Linked DNA regions of Homo sapiens: region 1 is linked to region 2. A link is a loop called in an ENCODE intact Hi-C map of the cell type or tissue named here. Cell type or tissue: dorsolateral prefrontal cortex. All regions are shown on one strand. Each heading gives the region's core, and the rest is flanking DNA. Links, peaks and the distances in the headings are about the cores only. Region 1 holds the start of LOC107986671 (a long non-coding RNA gene). Region 2 holds the start of LOC105378118 (a long non-coding RNA gene).

Region 1 (5,374 bases), core at 72-5,071, 360 kb after region 2:
TTTTGGCTGCACGGGGTAGCTCACGCCTATAATCCCAGCACTTTGGGAGGCTGAGGTGGGCAGATCACCTGAGATCAGGAGTTCGAGACCAGCCTGACCAACATGGAGAAACCCCTTCTCTACTAAAAATACAAAATTAGCCGGGCATGGTGGCGCATGCCTGTAATCCCAGCTACTCGGGAGGCTAAGGCAGGAGCATCCCTTGAACCTGGGAGGCAGAGTTGCAGTGAGTGGAGATCATACCATTGCACTCCAGCCTGGGCAACAAGAGCGAAACTCCATCTCAAAAAAAAAAAAAAAATTTCTTTGTCAATTATACCTCAACAAAGCTGGAGAAAATAAAAAGAATGAATGAGGAAGGACATACAGAAATCAACAGCAACAACACAGAGGAGAAAGACCAGAAGACAGACACAAAGACCAGGAGACCAAGAAGGAACTTAACCCAAAGGAAAGGAAACTGGGAGCCCGAGCTTAGTGAGGGAGGAGAAAGCAGGGACAGACAGCGCAACTCAGGAACAGGGTCGGGGAGAGGCAGAGGCACACTGAGCGGTGTGGGGAGGCCAGAGGACAACGTGGACTCAACATGGGCGTGAAATACCTCGGGGCCGGGCGCAGGGGCTCATGCCTGCAATCCCAGCATTTCGGGAGGCCGAGATGGGCAGATCACTTGAGCCCAGGAGTTCAAGGCCAACTTGGGCAATATGGCAAAACCCATGTTTTCTCTACTAAAAAATACAAAAATTAGTTGGATGTGGTGGTGTGTGCCTGTGGTCCCAGCTACTTGGGAGGCTGAAGTGGGACGATCACTTGAACCTGGGAGGCGGAGACGGCAGTGAGCTGAGATCGTGCCACTGCACTCCAGCCTGGGTAACAGAGTGAGAGCCCATCTCAAAAACACCAAAAACCAAAAAACAACCTCAGAGGAGATTGCCTAAGTCCACAGAGCAAGAAAGGAAATTGGGGCAGAGTAAAGGGGTGAGTTTCTTCTTCTACCTCTGGCCAGTGTGTAAGGATGGGATGCTCAGAGCTAGCAGTACTTTGGGCCCATGAGGTCATGCTAAGCATGGCACAGCAGAAAACTGGAAACATTTTGGATCCTTGATAACACTGTTGAGTTACTGCATTAACCAAGTCTGCAGCCAAACCGCTTTGAGGCTTACTTCTGTGGAAAATAAATCTTCTCGTTGAGCTGAGTTTTCTGTCATTAGCAGCCAAAGGAATCCTAACTGATATACTGAGCAAGGCATTCGTTATTCACTCGGTTAATCCAGACTTAAATCTAGTTACTAAATCTAAATTTTTATAAAAGTTACTTACAGATTATTTAATAGTCATAATATTTGTAAAACATTATGGTAGAAAATGCTGTGAGATTATAATTACAGTTATAATTATAGGATGGAAGAATTACTTGTTTGAATTTATTCACGTATCATGCATTTCATGATCTCTTCCTCTGTACTCAGCACTGTGCCCTCTCACAAGATCATCACGGGCTAGTGACAAATGATCAGATACAAAAATATACTATGAGTCAGCGGAACGTGCCACGCTTTAAGGCAGACAAACATGCAGCTGGCCCATGGGGAGGGAGGAAGGACTAGAGGGACACGGGGACGGTTTTTCAAACCAGGCAAGTGGAGACGAGAGCAGAAAGAAAGAGCAGCTTGCGCAAAGGCCCTGGGGTGAGTGACACTGTGTGGGCAGAGTGTGGGCTCAGGGCGTGGGGTCAGGCAGAGGGAATGACGTTTGTTCTCAGCTTAACAAAGAGGCCACTGAAACGTGAAGCCAAGGACGACAGGGACACACTTGCATTTGAGAAAGTTCTCCTGGCAGCAGGGTGCACAGCAGAGGAAGCAGATTCGGGGAGGTGCCCCTGTGACAGTCTTGTGGGGCAGGACAGTGTCCTCATGAAGAGCAAACCGCAGTGGCCACAGTGATGGAGAGCAAGAGGCCGAGGTGGGCAGTAACACTGGGAGCAGAACTTGCCGCAGACCCACGGGCTGAGGGGAAGGAAATGGGGCCGGACGTTTCCAGGATAAGTCCTTGCGTCCACAGGCGCCACCTCTGAGTTGCTCCTCCCCCTTCCTCATCCCTCCATTTTACCACCTCGAAATCAAAATCGAAATCGAAATCGCTGAGCTTTTACACAGTTCACTCAGATGCTTCCCTGTAAATCCATGACTTGCAAAACTGTCAGGTTTTATTCCAACATGACCACAAACATGGAAAAACAAAGACATGTGTAAATTATGTGAGATGAGAAAATAACACATAACTCTAAAAAGGGAATTTCATTTGCAAATGTTTTTTGAGGCAGAATCTCACTCTGTCCCCCAGGCTGGAGTGCAGTGGTGTGAACTCAGCTCACTGCAACCTCCTCCTCCTGTGATTGTTGAGTCGCTGGGGCTACAGGTGTGCGCCACCTTGCCCAGCTAATTTTTGTACTTTTAGTAGAGATGGGGTTTTGCCATGTTGACCAGGCTGGTCTCGAATTCCTGACCTCAAGTGGTCCGCCCACCTCAGCCTCCCAAAGTGCTGGGGTTACAGGTGTGAGCCACTACACTCAGTGTTCATTTGCAGATTTTTTTAGTGTTTGGTATAGTTTCACACCATAAATACCTCACATCCTTAAAAATCCACAGGAAAAAAACTAATATTCAAGAACTAGAACAATTTTTTAAAATATGAGGAAAATGAGACCATAATTTTTAAATTATAATAATTTTAAAAAGACTTGTGATAACGGAGAGCCAACGGTAGTACGTGAAAGTGACCGTGTGGGGCATACTTGGTTGTATTCATGTTTGTGACTCACTAATTATCAATCACTTCTCTCCCACGTACACCTTGGCATGAATGAGTTAGAGAACCACGGCAGGAGCCCAGTGTCATTCATCAACCCAGGTCCTCTGCGCATCTACTGTGCCTGCTGCTGTGGGCTGTGCTGAGGCTGGGATCTGAGGGGCTGGGCACAGCAGGGACTCCTGCCCTGACGGGCACTGCAGTCTCTGGGGTAGCACAGACAAGCCAGGGTGCGTTCACTCCCAGGCAGGAAGGGCTTTAGAGGGGAGAGAAAGCCCTACGGGAGCCCCCAGAGGAGCCCTTAGTCTCGCAGATGACTGCTACATTCACAGGCTATGATGAGCAAGCGCCAGCCAGATACACAGGGACAGACAAGGGTGTTCCGTCAGGGAAGCTCAGGCTAAAGGCCAGTGAGAGCATGGTCCTGAGGAGGTTCATTTGGCTGCTGTGTGAGGGTGTGTTGGAGTGGGGACAGGGCAGAAGAGGGGTGCTAGGTCACATGGTAGAGAGCCCCATGGAGTTTACCCCAGAAGAGGAGGAAGAGCCCGGGAGGCTTTGGCAGGAGGATGCCATGAGCATCACCTGGGTGTGTCTGCAGAAGGACGTTCAACTCTGAGCCTGCCCACCTACTGCGCTCACCCCAGGACAAGCCACCATCCCCACCCTGGGGAGAAGGCTGCATCCACCCCAGGAGGGTGACCTGGGTGTGTCCGGTAAAGGGTGTCTTAAGTCTGACCCTGCTCGTCTTCTGCGTCCACTCCAGGACAAGCCACCAACCCTACTCTAGACCAGGGTGGTCACCTGCTAGCTTGGCCGCCCATGGCCATTCCACATAAATCCAAATCCAATCATCCACTTCTCTGCTTATAACTCTTCCAGGCTTCTTACTTTCTTGCCAGTAAAGTATAATAAAACCCAAACTCCTCGTTCTGCCTACACTGACTCTGCTACAAAGACCCTGGGTCTCACCACCTACCGCCCATCCCGCCCTGCCCCACCCTGCTCCTGGGCTCCACCAGCCTGGCCTTCCCTTCATTCTTGGAACCGCCAAGGCCGTCCCACCTCCAGCCTTGGGTTCTGGCTCCTTCCTCTGCCTGGGCCCCTGTTCCAGCTCGCTCTCAAGCTTTGGCTTCCAGCTTGAATCAGTACCTCCCTGCAGAGGCCTTTCTGGATAGCCTATCTCGGACAGGCTTGAATCAGCGCCTCCCTGCAGAGGCCTTTCTGGATAGCCTATCTCAGACAGGCTTGAATCAGCACCTCCCTGCAGAGGCCTTTCTGGATAGCCTATCTCAGACAGGGCCTCTCTCCACTACTCTCTAGAACACCTCATGCTCATTTTCTTTACAAAACTTCTGATAATATGTGATTCTTCTTCCTTTTCTCCTCCTCCACATATTTCTCCTCCTCCTCCTCCTTCTCCTCTTCCTCTTCCTCCTTCTCCTTCATCCTTTTCACCTTTTAAATGCTTGTCTCCAGTAATCACAATATAAGGCCCTAAAGGACAGGAACTTTAACATCCCAGAGGCTGCTGTGACACAGAGCCCAGCTCACAGTAGGCACTCCGTGGATATCTGCTGCCCTTGTTGAATAAAGACATTGGGGAACGAGGCCAGGAGAAGCAGGGTGTGGCCGAAGGGAAGTGGATGAACTCCAGGGTTAAATTTAGAACAAACAGGATTTCAGGATTGATCATTTGAAAGGAAAGTTTCTACCAACTCCCTGAGATACACTAAGTTTGAAAATTTCAAGGACAAATAGCTATAGGCCAATTTTTAAAAAAAAGTGCTGAGAGGCTGTTCCAAAACCCTGACACTGCTCCGGTCTCTGAGAACACAGGATGGCCTGGAGAGTAAAGGAGGGGAGCATGCAGGGGAGGAAATTCGGCAGCATCTGTGCTGAGCACCCTTCCTCTCCACCACCTAAAGGGCTGGGGAGGTGCCGCCTCTGTTGTTGTAGCCCAGGCAGGATGACTTTGTGGGGCCCCTTGGGGAGTGCTGATATGCTAGGACCAGGTGGCTTAGGTCTGGCTTCCACTGGGACCATCTGGAGGGGAACGCGAGGAGGACAGAGAGGCTGTGTGGTGGCTGACCCTGTCCGCGCAAGGCTTGTTGGCCAAGGACACACGAGTGCTTCCTACAGGCCGGGCCTGGGCCAAGGAGGGGCCATGCGAAGTCCTCAGAGACCCTGCCTGGAGTGAAGCCAACAGGGACCTCCAGGAGAGAAGGGTCAGGCTGGGGAAGAGAGGAGATCAGTCGAAGCCCATTCTCTCCCCTCCTCTTCCTCATTCCTGGCTCTGGCCCTGAGAGGAACAATGAGCCGAGAGGAACAATGAGCAGGTGCCAGGTCGGGGGAGAGGGTGGTAGGGGACACACAAGGTGGAGAGTAGGAGAGCCAGCAAGCTCAGACTGCAGGCTGCCTGCGCAGGTCTCTGAAAGGGACCCATCCTGAAGACCGGAAATACTAACCAAGCGCTCAGAACTTAAAGTCAGTGTGGGCTGTCTGTTGTCCAAGAGTGGGAAGAAAAGCTGTGGAAAGTGATAGGGTCCTCACTGGAGAAGGGGGCGTT
Region 2 (5,374 bases), core at 221-5,220:
TTAAGATTTTTAAATTTCTTTTGTACTTACACTATATTTCACTAAGCATGTAAATAAAGTAAATAAAAATACTGTGTTTTAAAGACCAAGAAATGGTTGTTTTCTGTATGTGGTTACGTTACCAATTTGATATACAATTAGGTTCACACATTACAGTTTTCAATTGTATAAACCGTTTTCTGTATGATTTAATTGAACGGTACAAAAATCAAAGAGGATTAGAGGGTTAATGATTGAACTGTCACTTTCATGCCATCATTTTCCCCCTAGGGTTCGCTGTTTGTAACCATCTTTGTTAGTTTCTGGTTTATCTTTAAAAAAAAAAAAAAAATATATATATATATATATATATATAGAGAGAGAGAGAGAGAGAGAGAGAGAGAGAGAGAGAGGCAGGGTCTTGCTTTGTGGCCCAGGCTGGAGTGCAGTGGTATAATTATGGCTCACTGCAGGCTCAACTTCCCAGACTCAAGGGATCCTCCCGCCTTGGCCTTCCAAAGTGCTGGGAATACAGGTGTAAGCCACTGCGCCTGGCCTCGGCTTTATCCTTCTTTTTGCTAATATATACACACATATTCTTATTTCCCCACATATATGACACAAGACGCGGCCATCTATTTCTTCTGTTCTGCCCCTTGATTTTTCCCTCGCGGATGTGATATCCCGCAGATCTTGACCTATCAGTCCACAGAGATCTTCCTCTTCTTGTGGCTTCATAGTCAGCCCACTACTCGTGGACATTTTGGTTGTTTCGATCTTGTGTTATCACAAATAATGCTGTAATTAACAACACTGTGCCCAGATCGCTCTGTGCTTATGCCAGTATAAGGTTTAGATAGATTTCTAGCAGATAGGGTTGCTAGATTGAAGGGCAAATGTAGCTGTCATTTTGTTTCTATTGCTTTTAAAAATGAAATCATGTTTTTAATCCAAAGTCAATCTTCACCCATGTCAGCATGCTCTCCTGTGTTAGATGAAATAATCTCTCACACCTGTTTGGGACTGTGGATTAGGTCTTCTTTTTTCTGCTGTCTTAAAAAGTAAACTTGTTATATATGGTATATTTATTCTGAAATTTCAGATGGATTCCCCTATTCTATACTACTGAATCTTTTCTCGTGTCTGGTCATGTTTTTGCTGTCTTCTCATTCACGTGTGTGTGTCTGTGTGTGCACTCATGTGCCTGTGTCTTTGTGCATGCTCTTGTGTGTCTGTGTGTGCACGTGTGTAATGTGTGTCTCTGTGTGTGCTCATGTGTGCCTGTGTTTTTGTGTATGCTCATGTGTGTCTGTATACGTGCATGTCTTTGTGCATGCTCCCAAATATTTGTGTGTACTTGTCTGCTTGTGTGTGTATGTACATGTTTGTATATTGGGGGGGCAGAGGAACAAGTGTGTGGCATTGAGCTGTGTCAGGGGCCAATATGGTTTCCAATATTGACATATTGGTTTTTTATATTTCTTAGAAATTTCTGGATCTCCCATTAGCATCTTTTAATCTGTGAACACAATTCAGGGGAAATGGTTTACCCAAGCTGTATATTTGGGGCTTCAGGCAGCAGTGAGGTACGGAAAATAAGGGAAGCGTGAACAGTGCTGCCCAGGGTCTCAGAGGTTCAGCTGCTTCAGGTGAGGACCAGGTGATGTCATCACCAGCTCCCCCTGGATGTGCGATGTGCTCACCTGTAAGGGCGGCTGACGGGTCCGACATCATGGTCACGGTCTCTGTCACCTGTTGAGTGTGCTGAGGGCAGGCCCAGCCCTGAGCATTTCACACAAACAGACCCCTTAACCTCAAGGCCACCCCAAGGCATGGGTGCCTCAGCCTGACTCACAGATGAGCAAACCTCAGCCCCAAGAGAGGAAGCCCCCGGCCCAGGCCCCGGCCCTCCACATGTGGTCACAGCCCCCGGCCCCACTGGGCCCTTCACTTGTGACACCCACGCCTCCCTGGCCAGGCTGCTGCCACTTGCTTGGCAGGGGCTGCTCATGCCTCCAGTGTTCTCACAGAACTGGCTGGTTCTGGCCACCAGCCAGGCTGCTGACCCCGAAAATGGAAAAAGCTTTGGGGTGATCCCAAACTCCCTCCACCGAACCCATGAGCCTGCCTGCACCTCATCTGTCCTGTTGGCTGGGGCTGGGGAATTGGGGGTGGTCGTGAAGGGTGGGAAAGAGGGTCTTCCTTCCCCAGCGTCCTGTTGGCTGAGGGGGGTGTTGTGGGATGTGGAGGAGGGGCTCTTCCTCCTCCAGGGTCCTGTTGGCTGAGGAGGGGTTTGAGGGAGGAGAGGGTCTTCCTCCCCAAGGATCCTGTTGTCTGGGGTGGGAGGGGGGCTCGCGAGGGGGTGGGGGAGAGGGTCTTCCTTCCCCTGAGGGAATGGGGGATCTGGGGGGAGGTATGAGGGGTGGGGGAGAGGGTTTTCTTCCCCAAGGGTCCTGTTGGCTGGGGAGGGTGGGTATTAAGGGGCTGAGGAGAGGGTCTTCCTCCCATGGAATCCTGGCCTCAAAAGGGTCTTTCTTCTCTGGATATCAAGTTTCTCGGTTTTAAAACTCAAAGGATGAATCTAGGGGATCACCAAGGATTTACACAGCCTGGGGTATCTCTGTTCGTTCGTGCTGGTTACCCAGGGCAGGCACCTGGGGCCCAGCATATGTTTTGGGGGTAAGCGCTTCTTGGGTGCAGAGGCGCCGCCTGCCGCCCGCCGCCCGCGCCGCTTCCGCTCTCCGGCTCTAGAGGGCGCCCTAGCACAAGGAGCCGCCTCGCCCGGGCTGCTGGTGCAGGTTTCAACGCTCGTGCTCTCTCCCTGGGACCTTGGATGACAAAAAGCTGCGTGAATTTTTCACATGCATTCATGTGAAAGAAAACTGACTTTTAAAAAGTGTTATTAGAATTTGCAACTTTATGTTCTCAAAGTTTTAATTTTGCCAGAACTACAGACTTTCAGTATAAATGTACAGTGATATTTCCTGCCACCAACAATGGCTCTGTTGTCCAATGAACCGAGGACATCAAATACAGAAACACCAAAGACGCCACAAATTCAATTTGTTAGCAATCACACGAACAGTTGCTACCTGTCCCAGCAGGATCTGCTGCAGTGCCTTTTCTGTCTTCATCAGCAGGAAAACTCTTCTCGCTGGGCTTCTTTCCGTATGCCTTTTTGTATGACCTTTCAAGATTTCTGACAGCCTAAGTCACACACACACACACACACACACACACACACACACGTGTATCATATTTTAGATCAGGATAATTTTTACAGAGAAAGATTTTTTTTTTAACCGAGACAGAGTCTCGCTCTGTCGCCCAGGCTGGAGTGCAGTAGTGTGATCTCGGCTCACTTCAGCCTCCACCTCCCAGGTTCAAGCGATTCTCCTGTCTCAGCCTCTCAAGTAGCTGGACTACAGGCATGCACCACTGCGCCCTAATTTTTGTATTTTTAGTAGACATGGGGTTTCACCATGTTGGCCAACTGGTCTCGAACTCCTGACCTCAGGTGATCTACCTGCCTCAGCCTCCCAAAGTGCTGGGATTACAGGCGTGCATCACCACGCCCAGCGTGGTGATTTTTTTTTTTAATACTGTGTTTCCCCATGCATTTAACAAATTGTGGTTCCCTATGACAGTGGCTAGGGGTGAAGTCATGGAGCTCCGTGTGTTTGTGTGCCCATACCCACTCCCAGACAAGAGCATGGACGAGCTGATTGTAAAAACATGCCTTTGCCAAAGCGCAGTGCCATAGGACATCAAGGCCTCTGGGCTGCATCGCAGAAAAAATGTGCCACAAACTGGCCACTCTTCCCCATGCTCACTGAGGACACAGAATAGGAACAATTACTTACCGAGAAGAGAAAGGCTTTCATGAGAAAGAGAGAAATGAAGAAGCAGGCAAGATCATCCAAAGTCCATACCAGTGCTGCTGAAAAGGAAATTGTCTTTCCAAGCACAGCGACACCGCGAAACTCAACAAAGTGACGGGCTCAACGCAGTGGCAGCCTCTGCCAGGGCTCTGGGCCACCGGAATTCCCTGCCTCCTTCGGCTTGGCCACCACGAGCTCCTCCCCAGGGCTCTGTTCTGTCCTTGGCTTTCCTTTCTCAAGCAGTGCTCTGGATTTCCGTAGCCTGGCAACGAGGTTAGGGGGTGGTGGTTGAGGGAAAGAAGCCCTGAGCTGGTGGTTTGTCAAAGGCACTTGGAAACCCAGCCAAAGGAGTCCTGGCTGGGAGTTACGGAAAGGAGAGAGAGACATCACAGAAAAACCATTTTCTACATGCCTTTGTCTTTATTTTGCCTTGTCTTTCTTCCACTGGCACCTATATTAATCTCTCCTTGAGGTTAGCAAATACTCTTATTTTTAAATTAAGATACATAATTCACATACCATAAAAATCACCCTTGATACAATTCAGTGGTTTTTAGTATTTTTCCAAGGTTATGCAACTGTCTTCACAATCAATTTTAGAACATTTTCACTGCCCCATAAGCCACCCAGTACCCATTAGCAGTCACTCCCCATTTCCCTGTTGTTAGCTCCTGGCAACCACTAATCTCCTTTCTGGCTCCATAGATGTTATGGGCTGAAAGTGTGTCCCCCAAAATTCACATGTTGAAGCCCCAGCTCCCCATACCTCAGAGTGCGACTGTAGTTGGAGATGGGGCCTTTAAAGAAGTGACTAAGTTAAAATAAGGTTGGATGGGTGGGCCCTGATCCAAACTAACTGGTGTCTTTGTAAGAAGAGGGCACTAGGACTCTGGCTGTGCGGGCACAGAGGGGCGACCATGTGAGGACACAGTGAGAAGGCGGCCATCTGCAAGCCAAAGAGGGAGGCCTCACCAGGTGTCAGCTCTGCTGACACCTTGATCTCAGACTTCCAGCCTTCAGAACTGTGAGATGATAAGTTTCTTACTTAACCCACTCTGTCTGTGGCACTTGGTTATGGCAGCTCTGGCAGATGAACGCGATAGATTTTCCTCTTCCAGATGCTTCACATAAATAGTCATACAATATGTGGTCTTCTGCATCCGGTGTCTTTCACTTAGAATAACATTTTCAAGTTTCATCATGTCGTGCATATATATAAGTATTTCATTCCTTTTTATGGCTGAATAATGTTCCATTGTGTGGACAGACCACATTTTGATTATCCACTCATCAATTGGCAGACATTTGGACTGTTTTCACTGTTTGACTATTATGAATAATGCTGCTATGAAAATCATATATAAGGTTTTTTGTGAACATATATTTTCGGTTATCTTGCGTAACTGATTCCACCTAGAAGGGGAATTTCTGGGTCATGTGATAACTCTATGTTTAACTTCTTAGGAAACCACCAAATTGTTTCCCAAAGCATCTGCACTACTTCACGTTCCCAC

What was found. Hi-C counts contacts between places; a loop is a spot of excess contacts. Peaks named below come from ENCODE experiments on the same cell type or tissue, not always from the same donor. Only the 100,000 strongest peaks of a DNase experiment are listed, where the experiment ranks them.
Region 1: a loop joins it to region 2, with 2.1 times the contacts of the local background. A loop is called at or near these places in 7 of 110 quality-filtered maps.

What each region holds. Positions count from the first base shown.
Region 1 is chr6:166,632,327-166,637,700 of GRCh38, forward strand. LOC107986671 (a long non-coding RNA gene) reads left to right here and starts at 1,306. Exons shown (of 3, transcript XR_001744466.2): 1 at 1,306-1,688. It also overlaps a transcript of RPS6KA2 not described here. In dorsolateral prefrontal cortex, for the core only: no CTCF peak of the experiment used is centred there; no DNase peak of the experiment used is centred there.
Region 2 is chr6:166,273,139-166,278,512 of GRCh38, forward strand. LOC105378118 (a long non-coding RNA gene) reads right to left here and starts at 3,973. Exons shown (of 3, transcript XR_943242.3): 1 at 3,843-3,973; 2 at 3,072-3,186; 3 at 2,739-2,807. RefSeq lists an enhancer at 1,993-2,492. In dorsolateral prefrontal cortex, for the core only: CTCF peaks have their summits at 2,727 (motif pointing right), 2,931 and 4,025; DNase peaks (open chromatin) are centred at 1,943, 2,753 and 4,043; H3K4me3 peaks cover 1,846 bases; H3K27ac peaks cover 2,597 bases.